Linked DNA regions of Homo sapiens: region 2 is linked to region 1. Evidence: read pairs that join two places in POLR2A ChIA-PET (ENCODE). Cell type or tissue: Panc1. All regions are shown on one strand. Links, peaks and the distances in the headings refer to the core of each region. The heading gives the core; the rest is flanking DNA. Region 1 overlaps CUEDC1 (CUE domain containing 1). Region 2 holds the start of SUPT4H1 (SPT4 homolog, DSIF elongation factor subunit).

Region 1 (12,522 bases), core at 2,446-10,445:
GCAGGGCTGGTCTGAAGGAGTTCTCATGCAACCCCTTCTTCGGTGGCAGCCTTTACACTTCCCTGGGGACCCCAGGCTCGGCTCAGAATCCAAATTAAGGTCAGTGATCCACAGAAAGGCCACAAAGAGTGGCTTAGAAAAGGATGTGCTCCCGGCCTCCCGGCAAACTCAGAGAAGGGCCCGGCAGCTGGGAGGTGGAGCTGGCTGGGCTGGGAGTGCTCACATCTGAAGTCCTGAAAGAGAACAGGACTTTTCCTAAGATGTTCCAGGAGGTCAGCCATTAGCACAGAGAGGACACCTGCCACCTTCATGGGGTGCGAATGGCCCACTCACATCCCTGTAGGTCAAAAACTATTTTTGAATTGTCTAGTTTTTTTTCGTTTGTTTGTTTGGTTTGATTTGTTTTTTGAGACAGAGTCTCGCTCTGTCGCCCAGGCTGGAGTACAGTGGTGTTCTCTCAGCTCACTGCAACCTCCGCCTCCTGGGTTCAAGTGATTCTCCTGCCTCAGCCTCCCAAGTAGCTGACACTACAAGCATGCACCACCACACCCAGCTAATTTTTGTACTGTTACTAGAGATGGGCTTTCACCATGTTGGCCAGGCTGGTCTTGAACTCCTGACCTCAGGTGATCCACCCGCCTTGGTCTCCCAAAGTGCTGGTATTACAGGCGTGAGCCACCACACCCGGCCAAATTGTCTAGTTTTATGAGATGAATTTTTATGTTAATGTCTTCAAAATAATCACTGCTGCCGGGCGCTGTGGCTCACGCCTGTAATCCCAGCACTTTGGGAGGCCGAGGCGGGTGGATCACGAGGTCAGGAGATCGAGATCATCCTGGCTAACACGGTGAAACCCCGTCTCTACTAAAAATACAAAAAATTAGCCAGGCGTGGTGGCAGGTGCCTGTAGTCCCAGCTACTCGGGAGGCTGAGGCAGGAGAATGGCATGAACCCAGGAGGCGGAGCTTGCAGTGAGCCGAGATCGCGCCACTGCACTCCAGCCTGGGTGACGGAGTGAGACTCTGTCTCAAAACAAAACAAAAACAAAAATGATCACTGCTATATGTGAATTTTACCAGTAGTCTATTTTTAACGACATGCCTCCCTATTCTTTTCCCTTCAAGGCCTTAGGTTCCAGAGCCTTACCAGGATGAGAGGGCTGATGGTGACAGTGGCAGTGACCGGAAGCTGGGAGCCCTTCCCAAAGCCCCTGGAGGGAACTCACCACTAGCACGAACCGCCAAGGCCCTGGGTGCCAGCCTAGTGCCCGCCCTAGGAGACTGACATGGAAGGCTTCTGGCTTCAGTCAAATGCCATCTCACTCATTTGCCTCTCCTTTCTTTCTTTTCCAGAATTAAAGCTCATAGGATGATTCATTCTCTTATTAAATCAGCTCATGAGAAAAAGGGAAGTCACCCGAGTTCCCATCCCTCTCTCCACCAAACATAAGCCACGCTGTGGCTCATTCCCCATATGCATTTAATAGAAATGCTACCACAAGGAAGAAATTCCACTAAGAACCCCACCCTTCACCTTTCCTTTCATGTCTCAAGAATTCACCATCCATGGCAGTTTTCTAAGTTTCTAAGGCTGCCAGGGGGAGAGGTGAGTTGGAATTTAAAGATAAGTTCCCAAATAAAATGGGATAGGAGGGGAAAGAGTCACGTGGCTCTTAAATCCACATACATGCAACCCTCAAAGCAGATAGTAAAAATCCACCCCAAAAAAAATCCTTCTCTATCTCTGCCAGATCTCCTCAGCTCTGCCCCACACTTAGAAACAGCTGTTTCCCCAGAACTCCAAAAAAAACTCTCATATATTCCATCCCTCATTGTTTCCAAGACTGTGATCTGTACACTTAATCTACCTCTAGGCTCAGTTTATCCCTCCCTGGGACTGTCAAACAAGAACAGTAACAGTCAAAGAATAAGAATCCTAACGCTACAATATTGTAAATACATCTATGGACTCAGCCTCCTGGCTTTGGAGCTCAGATCCTGCCTCCTCAGCTAACTAGCAGTGTGACCTTACGCAAGTTAACTTAACCTCTCTGTGCCTCGGTCTCCTCCTGCATAAAGTGATGATACTACTGTCTCATCTAGGATTGATTACATAAATTAATATTCCCAAGATGCTTAGAAAGCTTACTGGCATATGCAGTAAGCATGCAATAAATGTTAGTTATTATTATTTATTTTTTTATATATATATATTTTTTTTTTTTTTTTTGAGACGGAGCTTCGCTCTTGTTGCACAGGCTGGTGTGCAATGGTGCGATCTCGGCTCACTGCAACCTCTGCCTCCCAGGTTCAAGTGATTCTCCTGCCTCAGCCTCCTGCGTAGCTGGGATTACAGGCATGCGCCACCACGCCCGGCTAATTTTGTATTTTTAGTAGAGACAGGGTTTCTCCATATTGGTCAGGCTGGTCTCGAACTCCCGACCTCAGGTGATCTGCCCGCCTTGGCCTCCCAAAGTGCTGGGATTACAGGCGTGAGCCACTGCGCCTGGCCATTAGCCATTATTAGACTATTACAAGAATCTTGTGCCACAGAGATTATTCTTACCAGCTCTATTTAACATATGTAGTCAATAGCCATGTGTTGTTGTGGAGTATAATAATAGATTAGCCTCAAGAAAACTATAAATTAACAAACTAAGTGACCTGCTCAGAATGACACAGCCCACACATGGCAGAGCTAAGACTGGAACTCCAGTCATCAACTCCTTTGCACACTCACACATTTCACACTTTAACACACTGTCTCCTTCAGGCATGGAGATTTGAGAAGTCCCACGGATCAGCATCAAGAACAGATTTCAATCTCTACAGAGCGACAGTATCTCCAGGAATCTTTCAAGATTCACCAAACAAAATTCATTTCCATTCGTCTTCATATTCCACGAAAACACACCAAAGCTGCCTTAGGGAGAGGGTGTCGCCCCATCAGAGGTGTCAAGGACCATGCAAGGCCAGGGGTCACACTGGCCTCAACAATGTTTCAGACAAAAACGGCTCCCTTGGGAGGCTCCGAGGCTGTCATCGATTTGCTAAAGGTCAGTACGGATCATTTGGGAATGGATTTGTGTAGGCATGGCCTAAGACACATGGACTTCTGCCAAGCCTATATATTTTTTTCAAAACATCTGCACTGTCTTCACCCTTGATAAATAGCAGCCAGGCTACAGAAATATTTCCATTACGCACAAAAGCCTGCTTTGCCACCACAACTCATTGAAATGGATGTTTCCAACTTGAGAAGAACTCTTCAATGAAAACATCTAAAAACACCCCAATCTTCCAGCAGAGGCAACCAATCTAGCATTCAGGAAACCTTTAAACACTAGTAAATAATATTTGTGGAAACAAATTCTTTGGTAGACATATGCCCCCATGCCCAAAGTCTAACTATATCTAATAAATAGGTTAAGCCCATTTCTTCTAGCTGTATTATGAACATTCATGCAAAGACATCCGCATAAACATTTTTGTAAAGGTTTTCCCATATTTCCAGAATGTGGTGAAATCTCCTTATGGCCATGCTGAAAAGAATTGGAATAAAAAGAATTTAACATTGTAGCCCTGGCTTTACCACTAAGTAGCTGTGTGATTTCACAAAATGAAAATAATAACAATAACAGCAGCAGCTAACATTTAATGAGGACTTACAATATGCAAAACATTGTGCTAGGGGCTTAATAAGTATTTGGTAGTAATTAACAATCATTATGTAATATTTTGGCCGGGCGTGGTGGCTCATACCTATAATCCCAGCACTTTGGGAGGCTGAGGTGGGCGGATCAGTTGAGGTCAGGAGTTCAAGACCAGCCTGGCCAACATGGTGAAACACTGTCTCTACTAAAAATACAAAAATTAGCTGGGCATGGGGTAATGGAGGGCGCCTGTAATCCCAGCTACTCAGGAGGCTGAGACAGGAGAATTACTTGAACCCGGGCGGGTGGAGGCTGTGGGTGACAGAGCAAGACTCCACCTCAAAAATAAAAAATAAAAAAAAAACACCAAAAAACCATTTGGTAATATTATTACTCCCACTGTATGGATCAGGAAACTAAGACTCAGAGAGATTGAGTAACTTGCCCCAAGAACACAGCAGCAACTAGCAGAGGCTGGGATGAAGCACAGGCATTCTGATTCAGTATTCTTAATTACATACCATTGGTCTTTTCAAAGCACTTAACGACCCACAACCTCAGATTCCTCCAGGAGCCAACCAAGCAAGCAGTCTTCAGAATCCTTTCCAGCTGTAAAATTCAGTGATTCTCTCTTTTCAAAATAAAATGAATTTATAACTTTGAGAAATAAAATGTAATGATGCTCTAGTACTGCTGAGGGAAGGAAACATCTGTGTATGCCTCACCCAGAACCAGTCAGGGGAGGAAAACTGCTGATTTTCTAGGGTAATGATGTCCTGTGAACCAACCAGACTGGCCTCAAGCCGTCTCAGGAAAAATGACAGCTTGAAGTTCTCAAAGGATCCACCAACATGCAAAGGTCTGCAAGTTCGCAACTATCAGTTCTCAAACTTTAATTTGACTTTTTTTTTTTTAAAGGAAACTCATATGCAAGAAAATGCTGCACCGTAGAGGCTGATCTTAAGAATGCCAGTACAAGATGTATGTTGACTCTGTGGCATGCTCACACTTGCTTTCCTTTCAGGTGTACACCTGCTCAGGGAAAATCCACCCGGCCCAGGCAATCTGTTTTAAGACTTCCCTAGCTCGAGGCTCAGTGGTCCTGTAATTGGGTGGGGGTTTTGTCCTTTGCACATCTGATATCTTCATACGCTCCCTCCTGCTCATCATCACCAGCCCGGTCTCTGGACACACAAACACGCAAGTGCTGCCTTCCCCAACTCCATCTCGGACGCATCTTCTTCCTCTCTCTGCTCAACACAGGAGTTCCCTGTTCACACACCTTGCCATTGGCTGACACAGCCAATGGTGAAACTCCCCCAGCTGACCCTCCCTGGAGCTCACTAGCTCTCTCCCAGCTGTGGGTACAGCCTGAAACCGAAACTAATCTCAGACCAGAGCAAAGTGAAATCATTTCAGGAGCCTGATCACCCTACATGACCACAGAGAGGCTTCCCCTTAACAGAGCTCCAAATCCAGCTTGCTGGTCACCAGGAGAAAAAAAAAAAAAAAAAGCTTTGCAGTGCCCTCCTAACATCAAATACTTTCTTAATGAATAGGGAATCATGGGATTAGAGGAGGAAGCAAAAGTTCTTGCCGTCGTGTTTGCTGCTGCTACTTCTCTCTTATTTGCACAAGTCTATTTCAGTTCACCCCGTGAGCTAAAGTTCACCACCCGGTATTATTTTTAAACTCATTGTCCAGCATCCGTTCATATTTGGTTCACTCTTAATCAGATTATCTTCCAAGAGCAAGCTTTGTTCTCTTCTGAGATCCCTGTAACCATCTTGCTGTAATGTGGCTGAGACTGTTATACTACATGTTTTTCGTAAATTTGAAAAACGAAGCGTTTTACTTTTGTGCTCGAGCCAGGCACGGTGGCTCACACCTGTAATCCCAGTACTTTGGGAGGCTAAGGCGAGTGGATCTCTTGAGCTCAGGAGTTCGAGACCAGCCAGGCCAACATGGTGAAACTCCATCTTTACTAAAAACACAAAAAAATTAGCTGTTTGTGATGGCGTATGTCTGTAATCCCAGCTTCTCGGGAGGCTGAGACACAAGAATCATTTGAAACTGGGAGGCAGAGGTTGCAGTGAGCTGAGATCACACCACACTGCACTCCAGCCTGGGTGAAAGAGCAAGACCCTGTCTCATAAATAAATAAATAATAAAAAATAAAAACACTTTTGTGCTTGGAACAATACAAAAGAAAAAAAGCAAAAGCCATTATGACTGAACATAATGTCAGGCCTTGATGATCCTTCAAAGAAGTATAAATGTTGAGAAGGATCCTAAACTGTGTTTTCTCTTCTTACCCTTGCCCCCAGCATACTTGTGGGCAGCTTTCTTTGTGGCTAGGCAGTATTATGAAAAAAAGCCTACTGTCAGCTTAAGCAAAACAGAATAAGAAGGGTTAAGTGCACTGGCCTAACAAGGGTATGGTCAAAGAGAAATTAAGTCTTGGATTATCTGTTATTTACTCATTCATCCAACAAAGTTTACTGAGGGCCTCATATATATGCCTAAAACTCTTCTAGGTGCATCTAGGAGATAACCCACTAGCTCCAACTGAGAGTGCCATTCTCAGAAACACTGTGTGTATGGGGGCTGATGCTTTCTGTATTCCAATACCAAGACAAATGCTCCACTACTTCCAGGTTTCCTGAGCTCTCCTCACACGGCTTGGACTCCATCCCCGAGAGCTGTAGGTCCCTCCCAGTGAGCACCCCCGGGTGATGCTGACCAGGAACATTGCGGGCCAGGGTCACCTGGCCCAGAGCTGTTGGGCAGACTCTGTTTGTGCCTTGGCTCACTCATTCATGGATGAGCTGCTCAGTGTTATCGGGCATTCTTCAATCACTCCAACAGTCAAAGGAGGGGTTAGGCCAAATTTAAGTAATCTTCTAGCTCAAAAATTCCAGCTCCTTTTATCCTCCGATCACCGAGCTGACATGGACCTCTAGGGGCCTCTACTTCATCTTCCTGTCTCCAGATGAAACCTCTTAAACCACAAAGACAAATGAAACTTGTTCCCATTTCTGAAGACCTTCAGGGGAGGCCATTCCCCTCTGTGCCTATGAGTCACTTTTCTTACATCTCACATCCTATCTGGAATGTCTTCCTCATACCTTACTTGAATCCTCCCTCTGTAGTTTAAATTCATTTGCCTCTGGTTCTAAGTGCAGAGAGACAAGAGTGAATCACTGTGTTCTGAGCAATGACTCTTAAGGGACTTTTATGTCTTCTTCACCATGTTCACTGCAGGCATTACAAGAGGTGGCAGTGTTTCTCAGCTGTTAAAAACCACAAAGGCATCAGGAAAGCTGACCACACTGCCCAGTTCCTGCCTCACCCTGGCAAGGGTGCTACAGAATCCAGAAAACCTGACCCTTCTCTGAAACCCACACCGCTACTTAGCTCTACTCAGAGTTCACCAAGGGGGAGAACAATGTGCTCCCATGCCAGATCAAAAGCCCAGGAGGCAGCAGCCACTTTATCTTGTCCTCACTCAGCTCAAGCGGCCCCTCCTCCAGGAAGCCTTCCCTGCCCCAACTCCTCTTCTGGCTGGCAAAGTGCCCCCTTCCTCAGTGCTTTGTCTTATCGCAGCACTTGCCACAGAAACTGAAATTCCAGGCTAACATGTTTGTCTCCCTTACTAGACAGGAGGCATCTTGAAGGCAGGGGCCATGGCTTGATGACCTTTGTGCTCCAGGATGGGCCCCAGCAGAGTATCTGGCACTTGGCCAGTGGTTCTCAGCAGACTCTGTTAAGCTGAACCCTCCAGGCATGTTCCAACGATGCCTGGACATTGCACTGGCAGCCCTTCAAGCAGGACACAAATCCCACAACCCCCCCAGCTCCACCCTCCCCCACCACGACCACCCCCGAGCTCAGTAGGGGTGTCTCTGACATACTTTTTTTTTTTTTTTTTTTTTTTTTTGAGGTAGGGTCTTGCTCTGACACCCAGGCTGGAGTGCAGTGGTGCAATTTCAGCTCACTGCAACCTCGGCCTCCCAGGCTCAAGCGATCCTCCCACCTACGCCTCCTGAGTAGCTGGGACTACAGATACATGCCACCACGCCTAGCTAATTTTTGTAGAGATGAGGTTTCACCATGTTGCCCAGGCTGGTTTAGAACTCTTGAGCTCAAGTGATCTGCCAACCTCAGTCTCTCAAAGTGCTAGGATTACAGGCATGAACTACCACACCCAGCCCTGACAGTTTCTCTAAGGGTGTGGGCCTGCAGCCAGACTTCCTGAATTCAAATCCTGGCTCTGCCACTTTCTAGCCATGTGATCTTGGGCAAGTTATTTAAACTCTTGATGTCTCTTATGTCTCTATTTCTTCACCTGAAAAATTGGTATAATATCTCATAGGTCCTGTGAAGATTCAACGAGCTAATCCATGTGAAGTACTTGGAAAGGGTCCGACCCCTCTGTGAGTGCTGCAATGATTATTTCCCAAGCCTATCCCTTCACAGAAACCCTTGGCCCCCACAGCTTCCACTCTTTTCGTTTTTGAGACAGAGTCTCACTCTGTCACCCAGGCTGGAGTGTAGTGGCGCGATCTCGGCTCACTGCAACTTCTGCCTCCTGGGTTCAAGCGATTCTCCTGCCTCAGCTTCCCAAGTAGCTGGGACTACAGGCGCCTGCCGCCAAACCTGGATAATTTTTTTGTACTTTAGTAGAGACGGGGGTTTCACCATGTTGCCCAGGTTGGTCTTCAACTCCTGAGCTCAGGCAATCTGCCTGCCTCAGCCTGCTAAAGTGCTAGGATTACAGATATGAGCCACCGTGTCCAGCCTCTTTTTTATTTTTTTATTTATTTATTTTTTTTTTTTTGAGACAGAGTCTCGCTCTGTCGCCCAGGCTGGAGTGTAACGCTGTGATCTCTGCTCACTGAAACCTCCGCCTCCTGGGTTCAAGCTATTCTCCTGCCTCAGCCTCCTGGGTAGCTGAGATTACAGGCGCCCACCACCATGCCCGGCTAATTTTTGTATTTTTAGTAGAGACAGGGTTTCACCACGTTGGCCAGGCTGGTCTCGAACTCCTGACCTCAGGTGATCCGCCCGCCTCGGCCTCCCAAAGTGCTGGGATTACAGGCGTGAGCCACTGCACCCTGTGAGCTTGCACTCTTGACTGCCTATTGGGCCTGCCCCGATCTCCTGACTAGGTTCCCTTCCTCCAGGGAACTCTGCCCTGTTCCTCTGGACCAATGTTAGTATTAACTTTATGCCATTCAACCCTTCTCACTGGTTATGCCTCCTCACCCCTCCCCCAGCTTACAGGGCAAATTCTCCAAAGAAAAGGAAAAAGAGTTGGTTCCACAGCAGGGCTACAGATGCTGAGTCATTCTGCCCCCAAATATGCTTAGCTGTCACCCATGACATTTCAGTCTCCCCACCCCCGCCTCCACTGTGCGGTCCTCTCTGCTCATCATTCAAGAGCCTCACCCCACCCCCTCCCACTCTTCCAAAATCCACCCTCAGCCTCTACAGTTTTTACCAAAGATTTTCCTTAATAATGAGCCTCAGAATTTGTGTACCGCTGTGCAGAAATGGCAATAATAATAATAGCTTCGATGTAATGAACACTTCCTCTTTGTCTGGCATACACATGAGATCTCTTTTAACTCTTTCTAAATATAGGAAACTCTGGCACTTACAAAGTCTTAGAGTAAGATGGAGAGCTGGGATTCTACCTGGAGATGCCTAACTTCAGATCTTACACTCTAAACAACTAAGCTATGATGAAAATGTGCACAAAATAACTCAGTTGCTTCCTGGGGGTGGAAGTTAAGCCAGTGGAGTTGGAACTTTTTTTTTTTTGAGACAGAGTCTCACTCTGTTGTCCAGGCTAGAGTCCAGTGGTGCAATCTCAGCTCACTGCAACCTCCGCCTCCCGAGTTCAAATGATTCTCCTGCCTCAGCCTCCCAAGTAGCTGGGGTTACAAGTACGCACCACCATGCCCGGCTAATTTTTTGTATTTTTAGTAGAGATAGGTTTCACCATGTTGGCCAGGCTGGTCTCGAACTCCTGACCTCAGGTGATCCACCCGCCTCAGCCTCCCAAAGTGCTGGGATTACAGGCAGGAGCCACCACGCCCAGCCTAAACATTTTTATCTTACCAAGAATTCCTCAAAGACCCTTGGTGCTGCCACAATGCAAATGAAATGGTCACATTTATAAGAAGGGAGTTTATATTTACAAGGACTGTTATCACATTTATCATTTATGACCTGCTTTAAAGATAAGACATTTAGCTGCATCATCAAGAGTCTGTGATAATGCGCTGACACATCAGAGGTTCTGGGAGCCTGGAAGCCAAGGGGATCAGAGAAACACTGAGTGAGCCAACACAGCTAGCATCCTGAACTCACCAACCCATGGTAGCCAGGGCCACAGCATGACTGAGAAGTCATGGCCACTGGGGAAGGTGAATCCTCAGTCACTGCAACAAGGACTTTGCATGCCACCAAGACACTTTCAATTCCCAAGTCAAGGACCACTGGACCACAGCGCTTTAGGGTCTCCAATGCCCTTCATTTTATTTTATTTTATTTTATTTTATTTATTTATTTATGTTTTTTTTTTGGAGACAAAGTTTTGCTCTTGTCATCCAGGTTGGAGTGCAATGGCACAACTTCGGCTCACTGCAACCTCCACCTCCCAGGTTCAAGCAATTCTCCTGCCTCAGTCTCCTGAGTAGCTGGGATTACAGGCACACGCCACCACACCCAGCAAATTTTTGTATTTTTAGTAGAGACGGGGTTTCACCATGTTGGCCAGACTAGTCTTAAACTCCTGACCTCAGGTGATCCACCCCCCTCGGCCTCCCAGAGTGGTGGGATTACAGGCATGAGCCACCGCATCCGGCCTCCAATGCCCTTTATAGCTCTTGCTTCCTGTAAGTGCAAGAGCCAGCAACACAGAAGCACCACCTCCTCCAGCTCACCTTGGATAGTCAGAGGTGACCCCTGTCAGACACCCAGCTTCCTGTGCCCCAAGGCTCTAGAATACTCCTGCCTCTGCTGCTTATTACCAGAGCAAATGTAGGAAGCTCTAAAGGAAGAATACCAGTGTGAGTGCTGCCATATGCCAAACACTGTGCTCTCTAGTTAAACAAAGAAAAATCCCCTACAGCTCTCTGTGGGGGACTTGAGCCTAAGGAAGTCTTCTCAGTCCCAAGGTAGAGAAGTCACAAATGGCAGATCGTCCTAAAGCTCTTCCAGATCCCTAGCAAGTGTAGATGCCACAAACACCTATGCAGCAGCCCAGGACCCAGTGAGCCAAGAAAGGAAAGGCAGGCCAGGCCTCCTCTGGCCTGGGGCTGCACTGGGGATAGTGACAGCAGCCCTCTGGCCCCCACTTGCCTTCAAGAGTCCAAAGGGATCTAAGGAACCGACAACACCCAGATCATAGCCTTGGACAATTCTGCCCCAAGACCTCCTTAAGAGTCGTCTTTCACACTTAACACTCTCTACTAAAGCACCTCAACCCCATTTCCCCAAGAACAAGCTGGAGCTCTTAAAGGCCTGGATCTCACACCCAGCTGAAACACCAGAATATCCACCTCCACCCAAATCCCTTTATTTACCTCTAATTCAATAGACCAGTGGGCCTAGTCCAGTGCCCAGGGCCTTCCCACCACACAGACAGCAAAATGAGCCCCTGGAAAAGGGCCACCTCATCTGCCCCCATCCTCTAGCTAGCTGTAGGGAGCTGGGATCTGTCCAGACACTCCAGGTCTCCATGGCCACAAGCCCAAAGTTGCATAGGGAGGTCATGAGAAAAGACCTTAGAAGCAGTCTGCTCTTTGAACCCTGGGATTATTCACTGACCAGCCAAAAAGGTGACAACTGTTCTGATGGCCCAGGTCAGACCAGTAACTCTAGGGCAGAGGTCTCAATGGAGGTCCTGGTTCCAAGGGGGTATATTAACCGTCTGGTGTTGAATACAGGTGTCTCCCTACACACATGCATTTTGGAAGGAGAGGAGTTAGAGCTTTCACCAGATTCTCAAAGGGGCCCATGACTCCAACCTCTGGCCCTAGTTGGCCTGGCCCAGGAGCTGGGGATACAGCCCTAGTCATATCAACATCCCTGGGCCATCCTCGCTGTCCAGGGTCTCTCTTCTATTCAAGGATGTGCCCAGGTCGGTAGCAGTATCCTGTTTCCCTTGTCCTGGCCCTTCCAGCTGCAGAAAGTGGACAGCGGGTTTCACACCCAGCCCTGCTGCACACGCTCCAGCTTCCTGGAGACCCGAGCCAGGTTTCTCCCAGCAGCACCTCTCCATCCCAGAGATGGCACCATATTCAAACTGAGGTACCAGTGGCACTGACCCCCAACAACAGAGAGGACCCAGCTTCACACTTGATCCAGCAGGGGCCCAACCACATGGTGAGATGACTTCCTCCGTGAGAGAATTCCTGGGGTCCCTCACCTCCTTCAGGCACAGCTGGCTATAAAGAAAAGGGGTGAAAGGCCCAGTACATCTCCCTGAGTCCTTTCTCCTGGGCCAGGTGGCTCAGGTGCTGCGGGATCACCCAGGGAAGGCTCATTCCTCTCGCTACAAGACGCTGACTGCGGATCAGGTGGGGAGCACGGTGGATGGTCTTCTTGTATCCTCTATCGCCTCCAGGGCATCTTGTTTCTAAACTCCCAGGGAGTCCCCTCATCTTCTACTCCACTACTCCACCAAAAAAAGGAAAATCTAAACCCTCCCTCCCCTTAAAACACATTCCGTCTCAGGAATTTAATTTCAGTGTACGTTTCTTAGAGCTAAAACTTTTTTTAAGGGGAAAAGAAATGGGCAGGGCAGTGCTGGGTGTAAGGCGACCACGCGACCGAGAAAAGGAAGAGGGAGGAATGAA
Region 2 (11,534 bases), core at 863-8,862, 400 kb after region 1:
ATTGTTAGATACTCTAGGAGCTGAAGTGAGAGGATTGATTGAGCCCAGGAGCTGGAGGCTTCAGTGAGCTACAATCGTGCCACTGCGCTCCTGCCTGGGAAACAGAACAAGACCCTGTCTTTGGAAAAAAAAAAAAAAAAAAAAAGCCCTGGTGCTTGAAGGAAAATGTTTCTGTTTTGATTCAGTTTTGATGTATTTATGTATGATATATGTGGTGGAACACCTATTACCATTACCCAACAATGCTGGAAGGATGAAATTCTTGTCACACCTATCTAGAACTTACCTAGAGATAGGCAACCTTGGATAATGACAATTCCTTACATAGTTTACAACTCTCAAATTGCTTTTGCCTAAATTATTGTATTTGATTTTTTTTTTTTTTTTTTTGAGACAGGGTCTTGCTCTGTTGCCCAGGCTAGAGTGCAGTGGCACAACTGGGACTCACTGCACCCGTGACCTCCTGGGCTCAAGTGATCCTCCTGCCTCAGCCTCCCAAGTAGTTGGGACTACAGGCGTGTGCCACCACGCCCAGCTAATTTTAAAAAAATTTTTAGTAGAGACAGGGCATCGCCCTTTGCACAGGCTGATCTCAAACTTCTGAGCTCAAGCAATCCACCTGCCTCAGCCTCCCAAAATGCTGGGATTACAGGCGTGAGCCACCACACCCAGCCAAAGCAAACTTTTTATTTGAAGTATAACAGTGAACAAATCCTAAGTATATAACAATATATTTCCAGAAAGTGAACTGACCTACATAACTAGCATCAAGATCAAGATAAAAGGCCGGACGCAGTGGCTCATGCCTGTAGTCCCAGCAGTTTGGGAGGCCGAGGTGGGTGGATGGCTTGAGCCCAGGAGTTCGAGACCAGCCTGGGCAGCATGACAAAACCCCGTCTCTACCAAAATATAAAAATTAGCTGGATGTGGTGGTGGATGCCTGTAGACCCCGCTACTTGAGGCACTGAGGTGGGAGGATCAACTGAGCCCAGGAGGTTGAGGCTGCAGTGAGCCATGATCATGCCACTGCACTGCAGTCTGGGTGACAAAGTGAGACCCTGTCTCAAAAAAAAAAAAAAAAAGTGAAAGAAAATAAAAGAAAGAAAGAAAGGGAAGGAAGGGAGAAAGAAAAGAAAGAAAAAGGAAGGAAGGAAGGAAGGAAAGAAAGAAACAAAATATAACCAGCACCTTAGGTGCTTCTCATGCCCTCCTCCACCACCACCTATCACAGCTAACCACGATCCTGCCCTTAACATCATAGTTTTGTCAACTGCACTTCCTAGACAAGAAACTTCATTTTAGAGGTGACTTGGGAAAGTCACAGGGTTGGTGGCTGGTGGAGGCAGCAGGGCCAGGACTCTGCCCTTAGTTAGATACATGTATTTTCATCGCACAAGTCTCAGTGTTCCAGTGGGGTGTGACGGTGCCATCATCAGTCTGCAGATTGAGGGAGGTGAGGAGGAAAAAGAGAGGTTGGGAGGTGTGGGGCACACAGGTCAGCAGGTGCGTAAGAGCTGCTGGAGTGGAATAGAAGATGCAGCCAGGGGTAACTCATGAAGGGCTAGACTGGTTTCCCAATGCTCTGCACAGGAATCCTTGAGTAAATCCCAAGGATCCCCTCCCTGGGCCATTGCCCCACTGCCTCCATCTCTTTGGCTAATTTTAGACTTAGGGACTAGAGTGGTGGGATTAGAGTGGTTGGTGGGCTCAACGTGTAGGGACAATGTGTTGTAATAACTTCACTCAGAAGAAAGCTAATGCCTCACACTGGTTCTGTTGAACACTTATGGAGGGAAAAAAACTTGCTGTGTTTGTGGACAACTATGTCACAAACAGTTAGTAGCCCTAAACTTAGTGTGGACATTATATTTCTTGAGCTGAGGCTCCACTACTTGATTATGGCTAAAACACTTTTAACTCTTTTCTTCCCCACCCCGAGACAGAGTCTTGCTCTGTCACCCTAGCTGGAGTGCAGTGGCACGATCTTGGCTCACTGCAACCTCCGCCTCCCGAGTTCAAGCACTTCTCCTGCCTCAGCCTCCCATGTAGCTGGGATTACAGGCGCCCGCCACCACACCTGGCTAACTTTTTATATTTTTAGTAGAGACGGGGTTTCACCATCTTGGCCAGGCTGGTCTTGAACTCCTGATCTCATGATCCACCCACCTTGGCCTCCCAAAGTGCTGGGATTACAGGCATAAGCCACCGTGCCCAGTCAAGACACTTTAACTCTTTGAGTCTCAGTCTCCTCATCACCAAATAAGGATGTTAACTAGTTCCAGGGTTTCTGTGAGAATCAAATGAGATACTGGATATGAAAGCCCTTTGTCAACTGTATTTGGGTTTGTTTTGTTGTTTTCTGAGACACGGTCTCACTCTGTCCCCCAGGCTGGAGTGCAGTGGCGCCATCACGGCTCACTGCAGCCTCAAACTCCCAGACTCAAGGGATCCTCCCACCTCAGCCTCCCAAGTAGCTGGGACTACAGGTGTACACCACCATGCCTAGCTAATTTTTTGTAGAGATGGGCTTTTGCCATGTTGCCCAGGTTGGTCTTACACTCCTGGGTTCAAAGTGATCTGCCCGCTTTGACCTCCCCAAGGTGCTGGGATTAGAGGCATGAGCCACAGCACCCAGCACCTTTGTCAACTGTAAAAATATTTACATGAAAGGCTTTACTGATACTAAACATGAACCAGACTTCCAGACAAAGTTATTATTAGTCTGTTCTTAAACATGACCTACCTGCCTCTTTCATAGAGACCAGATGTCAGGGAGGGGACCTGAGGATCAAGTAGCAGGCTGCAGACAGACTAGGAGTAACAAGGCAGAAGCCACACCAAGAGCAAAGCCTCAGTTCCCAACCCTGGTGAAACTGCTCCCCTCCAAGACCAGACCATCCTGACCCTTGCTCTATCAGCTACCAGTCCTTTCTTGAGCTGGAGGCTGCATTATCAATGCACTGCCACTGAGCTCCTCAGTGTTCTGGGAGACCCTAATTCCACAGTATGTGGCAGGGAGGAAGCAGGGAATGAGGCAAGGGCAGGCAAGGGGAAGGCAGCCTGGCTACTATTCCTAGTCTCTGTCTGACTTGCATCTGTCCTTGTTGAGCTAGGGAGGAGGCTTGCTCTTCAGGAGAGAAGCCAAACTACTGAGCAAGACAAGGAGAGATCTTAAGATGCTATGCACTCAGAACTTCGGCAGCCAGGACGGGACTGAAACTCTGACAGACACAATGGGCCAATGGGGCAGGACATAGCTCTCATGGCTGCCCTCATAGCCATGGAAAGCAGGGCAGCAGTACCAGGACCGCCCACTCCCAGGGAGCTGTGAACCAAGTCCTTGTCTTAGTTTCTTTGGGTTCCCAGTAGAGGATGGGACTCCAGCACCTTTCTGCCTGTCTGGGTTGCTGAGTGGCACCACCTGCATGTTCAAGTACCAGAGAAAGCAAGAAAGCTAATTCAGCAGCAGCTCCCGGGGAGAGCCCACTTGGCACAGTCTGTAGAGTCCAGGAAGGAAAACAGGCCACCCTTCCCCCACAAGCATCAATGCCTATGCTATGTCTTTTGCTTCCTGTGAGACTGTCAGTTAGGGCCCAGTTCAGTGTAGGGCTGAGGCAGCCTGAATGTGGTTATTTGTGCAAGCTCCTCTTGCCTCCCCTCCCCACAACTGTTTCCATTCTCACCAAGCAGCCACGTCCGGGTCAGACACCCAGGACAGCAGCTGGGGCTTTCCAAGGGACTTTTTGAGAAGCTAGTGAAAGTTGGGTGTTGGCTGCACAGCCTGGGCACTTGCTGAAACGCACTTCTTCCATCCAGGACGTAAGCTCTAGCCTGGCAGGGTTGCTTTCAGGTTGAAATTGAACAGAAATCACCACCCACGGAGCTTTCTGTTTGCTGGGCTGGGGAAATCCTTGAGAAACTCAGTTTGGAGTTGGGGTTATCTGACCATTCCCTCAGAGCTTGAAGGCACCAGAGAAAATGGTTTTGGTTTGAAGACCATAGTGGACATGAGCAGCCCGGCCAGTCCCAGTTTCCCTCCCATAGGCCTATGTGAGGACAAGGAAGGGGAGTAGACAAACTAATCAGAGTCAGGTCGCATCTCTCCTCCTTCCCACACTCTCCAGGCCACAGGTAACAAGCAAAATCAACTCAAGAGCAACACCAGGTGGCTGAGACACAAAGCCCTAGCACAGGCAGCTCTGCCCTAGCACAGCACAGCTCACCCTGCAGTTGTGGTTCTCAGCATTTCCCCTACTATTTTGGCTGATTGTGCACATATTCTATGTATTGAAAAATGGCCCAAAAAGGAGAGCAAAAGTATTTCACCTTTATAATACTTATATAATTTTCACATAGCTTCGTTTCTACAATCACAACAATCCTGAGGTAAACAGGCAGGGTGCAATCATTCTCTTTTTAGAGGGAGAACAAGGAACTTAGGGAAATCAAAATGGGGATACGAACAGGATTTCTGTGGAAATTTAAATGAGAATTTGTGGTAAATTTTTTTATCCTAAAACAACTCACCTTGGCCGAAAAATGGGATGTTACCCAAGGTCCCCTACTAGGCCGGAGGAGAAAAGGACCTACCTCCTACAGGGGCACAAACAAGGGAGACTAGGACTCAATGGTCGCCCAAGGCCCAAGGGTCTCCAGTGAGTGCTTGAGACTGGCCTAAGGTATAGGAAGAGCCGTGAAGAGAAGAAAATAGACAAGCAGGGGAGGGAAGAATTATTAAACATGGTCAAGGAGCACTCTACAAAGCCTCAGGATTTCTTCAAGGGATACTGCTGTGCCAGGTCTCGAGGGCAGAAGGATACAAGTGTGAGACACCAGGGCCACCAAGTTGATGGGGTTACTGAGCCTCTGGATCAGCACCCTCCGATAGGAAGCAAGGAAGCACACTACAAAGGCTGCAATCCCAGAGGCTGAGACAGTCAAGAGGGAGTAGAAGGGCCTCTGCTGCTCTGGGAAGGTTCTTATAGGGCAAATAAGCTATTACTGTGCCTAAGAGAATGGAAGAGGGAGGCAAGGCAGGTGTCATGGCCTTCAGAACTTTCTCGAGGTTCATATTTATTGACATTTGACCTAGAGTCCTTGGCATGGGGAAGGCACAGACCTGGGCCACGGGTAGGAAAATCAGCATCCTACTCTCTCCTCAATTCCATCTGTTAATCCACCAACCCAAATCCCTCCCACCCCACCTGTAGTCCAAAGAAGATAAAATGATAAAATGATGTGCTGCTCTCTCAACAGTCAGCTGAGTCTGAATTGGAGGGTAGGAAGTATTTGAAGTTCTGTTCATTTAGTTCCAGAACAAGAAATAAGCAGAGGCAGGAGGTGGAGAGCAAAGATGCTGGCAGCCTTGCATCTTGCTAGGTCTTTATAGCTGTGTCTCTGGATTTGTAGGCCACTCCTCGACTTTTCAGCTCCCGCACGATTCCTGAAGCAGGAAAAGAAACAGTTCTGTGAGGTAAGATTCAGAAGGGTAAGATAGGCCACTCAGCTGCCACCTTGAGGGGGGTACTATAAGCAAACTGGAGTTCCTAGACTACTTATCAATCGTCTGCTTGGCCAGGCACGGTGGCTCATGCCTGCAATCTCAGCACTTTGGGAGGTCAAGGTGGATCACTTGAGGTCAGGAGTTCAAGACTAGCCTGGGCTACAGAGCAAGGCCCCATCTCTACAAAAAAATTTTAAAAATTAGCCAGGTGTAGTGGCTTGCACCTGTAGTGCCAGCTATTTGGGAGGCTGAGGCGGGAGGATCCCTTGAATCCATGAGTTCAAGGCTGCAGTGAGCTCTGATAATGCCACTATACTTCAGCCTGGGTGACAGAGACTCTGTCTCAAAAAAAAAAAAAAAAAAAAAGGTCCTGCTTAGTTGACTCATTACTAGTGAAGACCCAGGCAGGTATTCGGTAAGAATGAGAAGAAAAAGAGGGATACATGTAGTCATCAAAAGCAAAGGTTCTAAGCCAAGCACCTGTAGTCCCAGCTACTCAGGAGGCAGAGGTGGGAGGAGCACATGAGCCCAGGAGTTAGAGTCCAGCCTGGGCAACATAGTGAGACCTTGTCTCTAAAAAAAATAAAAAACAGAAACAGCAAAAATTCTGGAGCCAGAATGCCTGGATTCCAATCCTGGCTCCTCATTTACTACCTGGTGACCTCCAGCAAGTGATTTAACCTCTCTGTGCCTGGTTCCCCCCATCTGTAAAATGCTGAACCTCATAGAATGTGAGAATTGGCATTAATTCAGATAAAAAAACTTCCACAGAGCTTTACAGTAAATGAACATTGGCTGTTATGATTATTATTACCTTGGGGCAGGCGACCAGTGACTGACACCGCATATACACCTGGCTTAAAGTTACCTGAGAGAGAAGAAAAAAGATACAAGATTACAGTGAAGTTAGTTAAGACTCAAGATCAAATGGAAGCTTAAGCTAAAGAAGTGATGCAACTCCAAGAGAAGAGCTATTCCCTCTTTTGGCTACAAGTGTTAAATGACAAGGCACAGGACACTGCTTCCCTGTGTTTCCTACAACCCGATCTTTCCCACCCTGAGGTCACTCATCTTGCTGATTTGAGACTCCCTAATGGACCTGAGGAACAGTAACAACACTACAACTAAGCCAAAAGGAGACAGGCCAACACTTACTGACTCGCTGCCACTTGGAGACCCAGCTGTCCTCTGGACTCATCATCGCAATGATTCTAGGGAGGGAAAAGAAATGGAGAGTCAGCCTGAGCCTCCCTGGGCCTGAGCTCAATTCTGAGAGAGGAATCTAGGAAAAAGCCAAGTACCGAGTCTCCACTGGAAAGCTGGCAAAACTGCCTTCTGATGTTGGGATGAGGCTGACTCAAAGCTAGGACTGACAAAAGTTCTTCATTCTTATGTCCTTGGCCGGCCAGCCACAGGTCAGTTTCCATCCCCAAAAGATTATCTCACTCAGCTCACAAACATCCTTAGCCTAACATTCCCTAGAAAATGAGACGGCTTTAGGACAAGGGGTCCAATAGTTACAACTAACACAACTACAAGGGGTCTAGGGCCTAGTGCAAAGAGGAGGGTGAGTGAAAACAACGGATCCTCCTACTAGAAAGGAGTTCAACTTGGCTAAACTTTTCCTCTTAATGACCTATACATATGGGGACCCCTCTAATGACCTATACATGTGGGGTTCCCTTCTCAGAACCTCATCAGTAAGCTGAGACTCAAAGGTTGAGATAATACATGAAAAACACCTAGCACAAAGACTAGCACAGAGTAGGTGCTAAATAAGCATTAGCTCTCCTCATTATCCTAATAGTCCTTCCCAGGTAGCTGTGATTCCAGAGGAATGGTAAGGCTATTCAAGGGCTAGAAGATGCTGCTTGAGCAAGATGGGTAAGCATTTTTGTCATTCAACGCATTCAATCAAATGCTTACTGACTGCCTATTGTGTGGGTGTAAGCACTGACATTTGTTGACTGCCTCAATATGCCTCCCCTCTTCTCTCAGTAACAATCTTGGATTCTTATTTGAGAAGATTCCCTTCCCATCCAAATCCTACATTCTCAGCCATGCGCTGTTAAGTGGAACCGACCCTACCTCCAGGGGTGACAAGCAGAACACTAGCCCCCAGCCCTGCAGCCTGATGGGAGATAGGCATGTATGCAGGCCATCCTCCTGACCACAAGTATATTCTTCTCTGTCCTTTGCAATCTATCTTTTTAGCCTTAGGGTCCCTACAGCCCAACCTTATGATTTAACCTAAACAGAATTCCCACTGTTCTCCAAAAACATCCTGGTTTTTCCCATCCTAAGCCTTTGCTCTAGTCACTCCCTTTATTTGGAATGTTCTCTCTCTCTCTCACCTCAACTTCCTCAAAAATCCCAAACTTCTTGCCTTAAGAGGAAAGTACTACCTCTTCCAATTCTGGTTGAGGTCATCTAGCCCTCTTCCGATCTTTAATTTGCCCACTCTTTAAGACCTAATATGCACTAGAATTATACAAATAATTCCTACAACCTAACAACAAAAAAACCAAACTGAAGTCAAAAATGAGCAAAGGCCTTGAATAGGCATTTCTCCAAAGATATACAAATGGCTATAAGCACCTAAGAGGCTCAACATCACCATTCATTGGGGGAAATGGGACACCAAAGTCACACCCATCAGGATGGCTATTATTAATAAATAATTAAGTGTTGGTGAGGATGGGGAGAAATTAGAACCTTTGGGCACTGTTGGTGGGAATGGAAAATGGTGCAGTTGCTAAACAGTATGACAGTTCCTCAAAAAATTAAACACTGAACTATCATATGATCTAGCAATTTCACTTGTGGATATACAGATGATCCCTGACTTACCTTAGTTCAACTTATGATTTTTCAAATTTATGATTTTGCAAAAGTGACATGCATTCAATAGAAATCGTTTTCAAATTTTAAATTTTGTTCTTTTCCAGGCTAGCAATTCAGTACAATATTCTGTCATGATGCTGCGCAGCAGCCATGAGCCACAGCTTCTGGTCAGCCACAGTAACATAAGCGTTCTGAGCACATTTGAAGTAGGCTAACTTATTATATTCAGTAGGTTGGGTGTGTTAAATGCACTTTTGGCTTATATTTTCAACTTATGATGGGCTTATTAGGTTGTAACTCCTCGGAAGTTGAGGTGCATCTGTACTGAAAATAATGAAAAGCAGGGACTTGAACACATATTTGTATACCAATGTTCACAGCAGTATTATTCACAAATAGCCAAAAGGGAGAAACAACCCAAGATATCATTGATGAATGAATGGGCAGCAGAACATGCTATACACATACAAGGGAATATTATTCAGCTCAAAAGAGGAGGGAAATTCTGTTGCATACTACAATATGAATGAACCTTGAAGACATTATGTTGGTGAAAGAAGCTAAAAAATGCTACTGAATGAGCCCATAGGTACCTAAGGGTGCCTAAGGTGGCCAAATTCATAGAGACAAAGCATGGTGGTTGTCAGGGACAGGAGGGAGGAGAGAACGAGGAGCTAGTGTTTAATGGGTACAGATGAAAAAAGTTCTGGAGATGGATGGTGGTGACGGTTGCACAACAGTGAGTATGCACTAATGCCACTGAATTGTGTATTTAGAAATGGCGACCGGGCACAGTGGCTCATGCCTGTAATCCCAGCACTTTGTGAGGCTGAGACGGGAGGATCACCTGAGGTCAGGAGTTCGAGACCAGCCTGGCCAGCATGGCAAAACCCTGTCTCTACTAAAAAAAGTACAAAAATTAGCTGGGCGTGGTGGTGGGCGCCTGTAATCCCAGCTACTCAGGAGGCTGAGGTAGGAGGCGGAGGTTGCAGTGAGCTGAGATCGTGCCATTGCAGCCGGGCGCTGTGGCTCACTCCTGTAATCCCAGCACTTTGGGAGGCCGAGGCGGGTGGATCACGAGGTCAGCAGTTCAAGACCAGTCTGACCAACATGGTGAAACCCCGTCTCTACTAAAAATACAAAAATTAGCTGGGTATGGTGGCAGGTGCCTGTAATCCCAGCTACTCAGGAGGCTGAGGCAGAGAACTGCTTGAACCTGGGAGGCGGAGGTTGCAGTGAGCCGAGATTGCGCCACTGCACTCCAGCCTGGGCGACAGAGCGAGACTCCATCTCAAATAAATAAATAAATAAATAAATAAGTAAAATGGCTAAAATGGGCCGGGCATGGTGACTCATACTTGTAATCCCAGCACTATGAGAGGCCGAGGTGGGCAGATCACCTGAGGTCAGGAGTTTGAGACCAGCCTGGCCAACATGGTGAAACCCCGTCTCTACTAAAGATATAAAAATTAGCTGGGAGTGGTGGTGGGTGCCTGTAATCCCAGCTACTCAAGAGGCTGAGGCAGGAGAATTGCTTGAACCCAGGAGGCAGAGGTTGCAGTGAGCCGAGACTGCACCATTGCACTCCAGCATGAGTGGCAAGGGCGAAAAGTCTGTCCAAAAAAAAAAAAAAAAAAAAAGCAACAGCTTTTGGGCAATGATCTACCATTACTACACCTCCCTTCCCTTCATTTTCAAAAAAAATTTTCATGCATTTAACAAACATTATTAAGATTACATTCTTTCTTCTCATGTTAAGTCTTTGAAATCTGGGGTATATTTTATACTTAAAAGCATGTCTTAATTTGGACTAGACACATTTCAAGTGCTCAGTAGCTACACGTGGATAGTGGTCACTGTATTAGATGCATAGCACTAGTATGTCCCAAAATAACTGTTGAGGCTGGACACAGTGGCTTACACCTATAATCCCAGCACTCTGGGAGGTTGAAGTCAGAGGATCATTCCACGCTGCAGTGAGCTATGATCATGCCACTGCACTCCAGCCTGAGCCACAGAGCAAAACCCTGATTCAAAAAAAAAAAAAAAAAAAAAAACCCACACAAAATAACCCCCAAAAACGAATGGCTGGGCCCAACTAGGATTAACACTTGCCCTGCATTTACTTCTCTGGGTGCAGGTTGGGTAATGCAGAAGTGAATGATGGAAACTGAAGCGGCTTACCCATCAAAGGAAGAGCTAGTGCAGTCATATACCATCTCTCGGTTACCCTTCATTTGTAGATATGCATCACAATTGTCACAACCATCATATTCAAACTGGTCTATAGTCTGGGAGTGAAAGAAAAATAAAGGAAAAGGAGAGATAAGCATGAACAAGACCAAGAGAAAAAGTAGCTTTCTCAATACTTCGACCTGCTCAATTTCTTGTTTCCCTATGTTGACTGTGTATCCTAAGGTTCCCCACCTACTACTCTCAAAGCTTCATTCCTAAGTCCCACCCTCCCACTCCTTCCTCTCTCGTTCCCAATTCCGTTTTATCTATTCCTTTCTCTAGTCTACTCAGGGTCAGGCATCCTTTCCGACTACTCACTCAGCAGCGGATCCCCACCCGCCTCTGACTCCCAGTGTCTTTCGGCTCCAACGTAAGTTCACCGAACGTCTAAGAGCTGAGGATTCAAAGGCATGTAAGACCGCCCCTGCCCTCAGCTGCAAGACCTGTCCGCGATCCTACGAGGTAAACGATGGCCTCCTTCGGCTTCTCACTCCCCCTGCCACCTCTGAGTTCTGAGACTTAACTTTTCTCTTTACTGTCCCACAGCCCCATTCCGCCCTCTTTCCCCGACCTTGGTCCCCCATGGGCCCTACAACCAGGTCCCCGACTGACACCTTGACCAGCGAACACAGCAAACAGGCCCGCAGATGCCGCAGGTCCTTCGGCACCGTCTCCAGGGCCATCTTCGCCGATGGGAAGAACAACAGGGAGATAGACGACCACAGCCTGTGCACCCGCAGGAAGTAAATAGCTCGTTACCCAGAATGCCCACCACTTCCGGCGCTTAGACTTCCTCTTCCGGTGTGGGCGGACGCCAGCTCCGCCCCTACCCCCGCCAGAGGAGATGGTTTCTCCCGCCAGCAGGCGGGGAGGCTGGGCGGCCGGCCGCCACCTGGGCCGGAGCGCGTCGCAGCCACCTGAGCCCGCCGAGGGCGCGGCGGAGGCTGTGTGG

What was found. ChIA-PET counts read pairs that join two places held together with the same protein. Peaks named below come from ENCODE experiments on the same cell type or tissue, not always from the same donor. Only the 100,000 strongest peaks of a DNase experiment are listed, where the experiment ranks them.
Region 2: POLR2A ChIA-PET joins it to region 1 with 11 read pairs; 4 of 35 experiments call an interaction of 5 or more read pairs at or near these places.

The regions. Positions count from the first base shown.
Region 1 is chr17:57,941,999-57,954,520 of GRCh38, forward strand. All of the region lies in intron 1 of CUEDC1 (CUE domain containing 1), which reads right to left. Among named protein-coding and RNA genes, the nearest start is that of CUEDC1, 7.2 kb to the right of the region's middle. RefSeq lists enhancers at 4,810-5,104, 10,479-10,980 and silencers at 5,060-5,159, 6,750-7,044. In Panc1, for the core only: no CTCF peak of the experiment used is centred there; a DNase peak (open chromatin) is centred at 6,829; H3K4me3 peaks cover 2,503 bases; H3K27ac peaks cover 7,603 bases.
Region 2 is chr17:58,340,871-58,352,404 of GRCh38, forward strand. It overlaps SUPT4H1 (SPT4 homolog, DSIF elongation factor subunit), which reads right to left and starts at 11,331. Exons shown (of 5, transcript NM_003168.3): 1 at 11,197-11,331; 2 at 10,532-10,638; 3 at 6,659-6,714; 4 at 6,318-6,371; 5 at 4,308-5,443. The coding sequence starts at 11,265. The coding sequence ends at 5,376. It overlaps TSPOAP1-AS1 (TSPOAP1, SUPT4H1 and RNF43 antisense RNA 1), which reads left to right. Exons shown (of 5, transcript NR_038410.1): 4 at 10,874-11,044; 5 at 11,129-11,534. RefSeq lists an enhancer at 3,348-3,877 and silencers at 10,905-11,014, 11,295-11,534. In Panc1, for the core only: no CTCF peak of the experiment used is centred there; no DNase peak of the experiment used is centred there.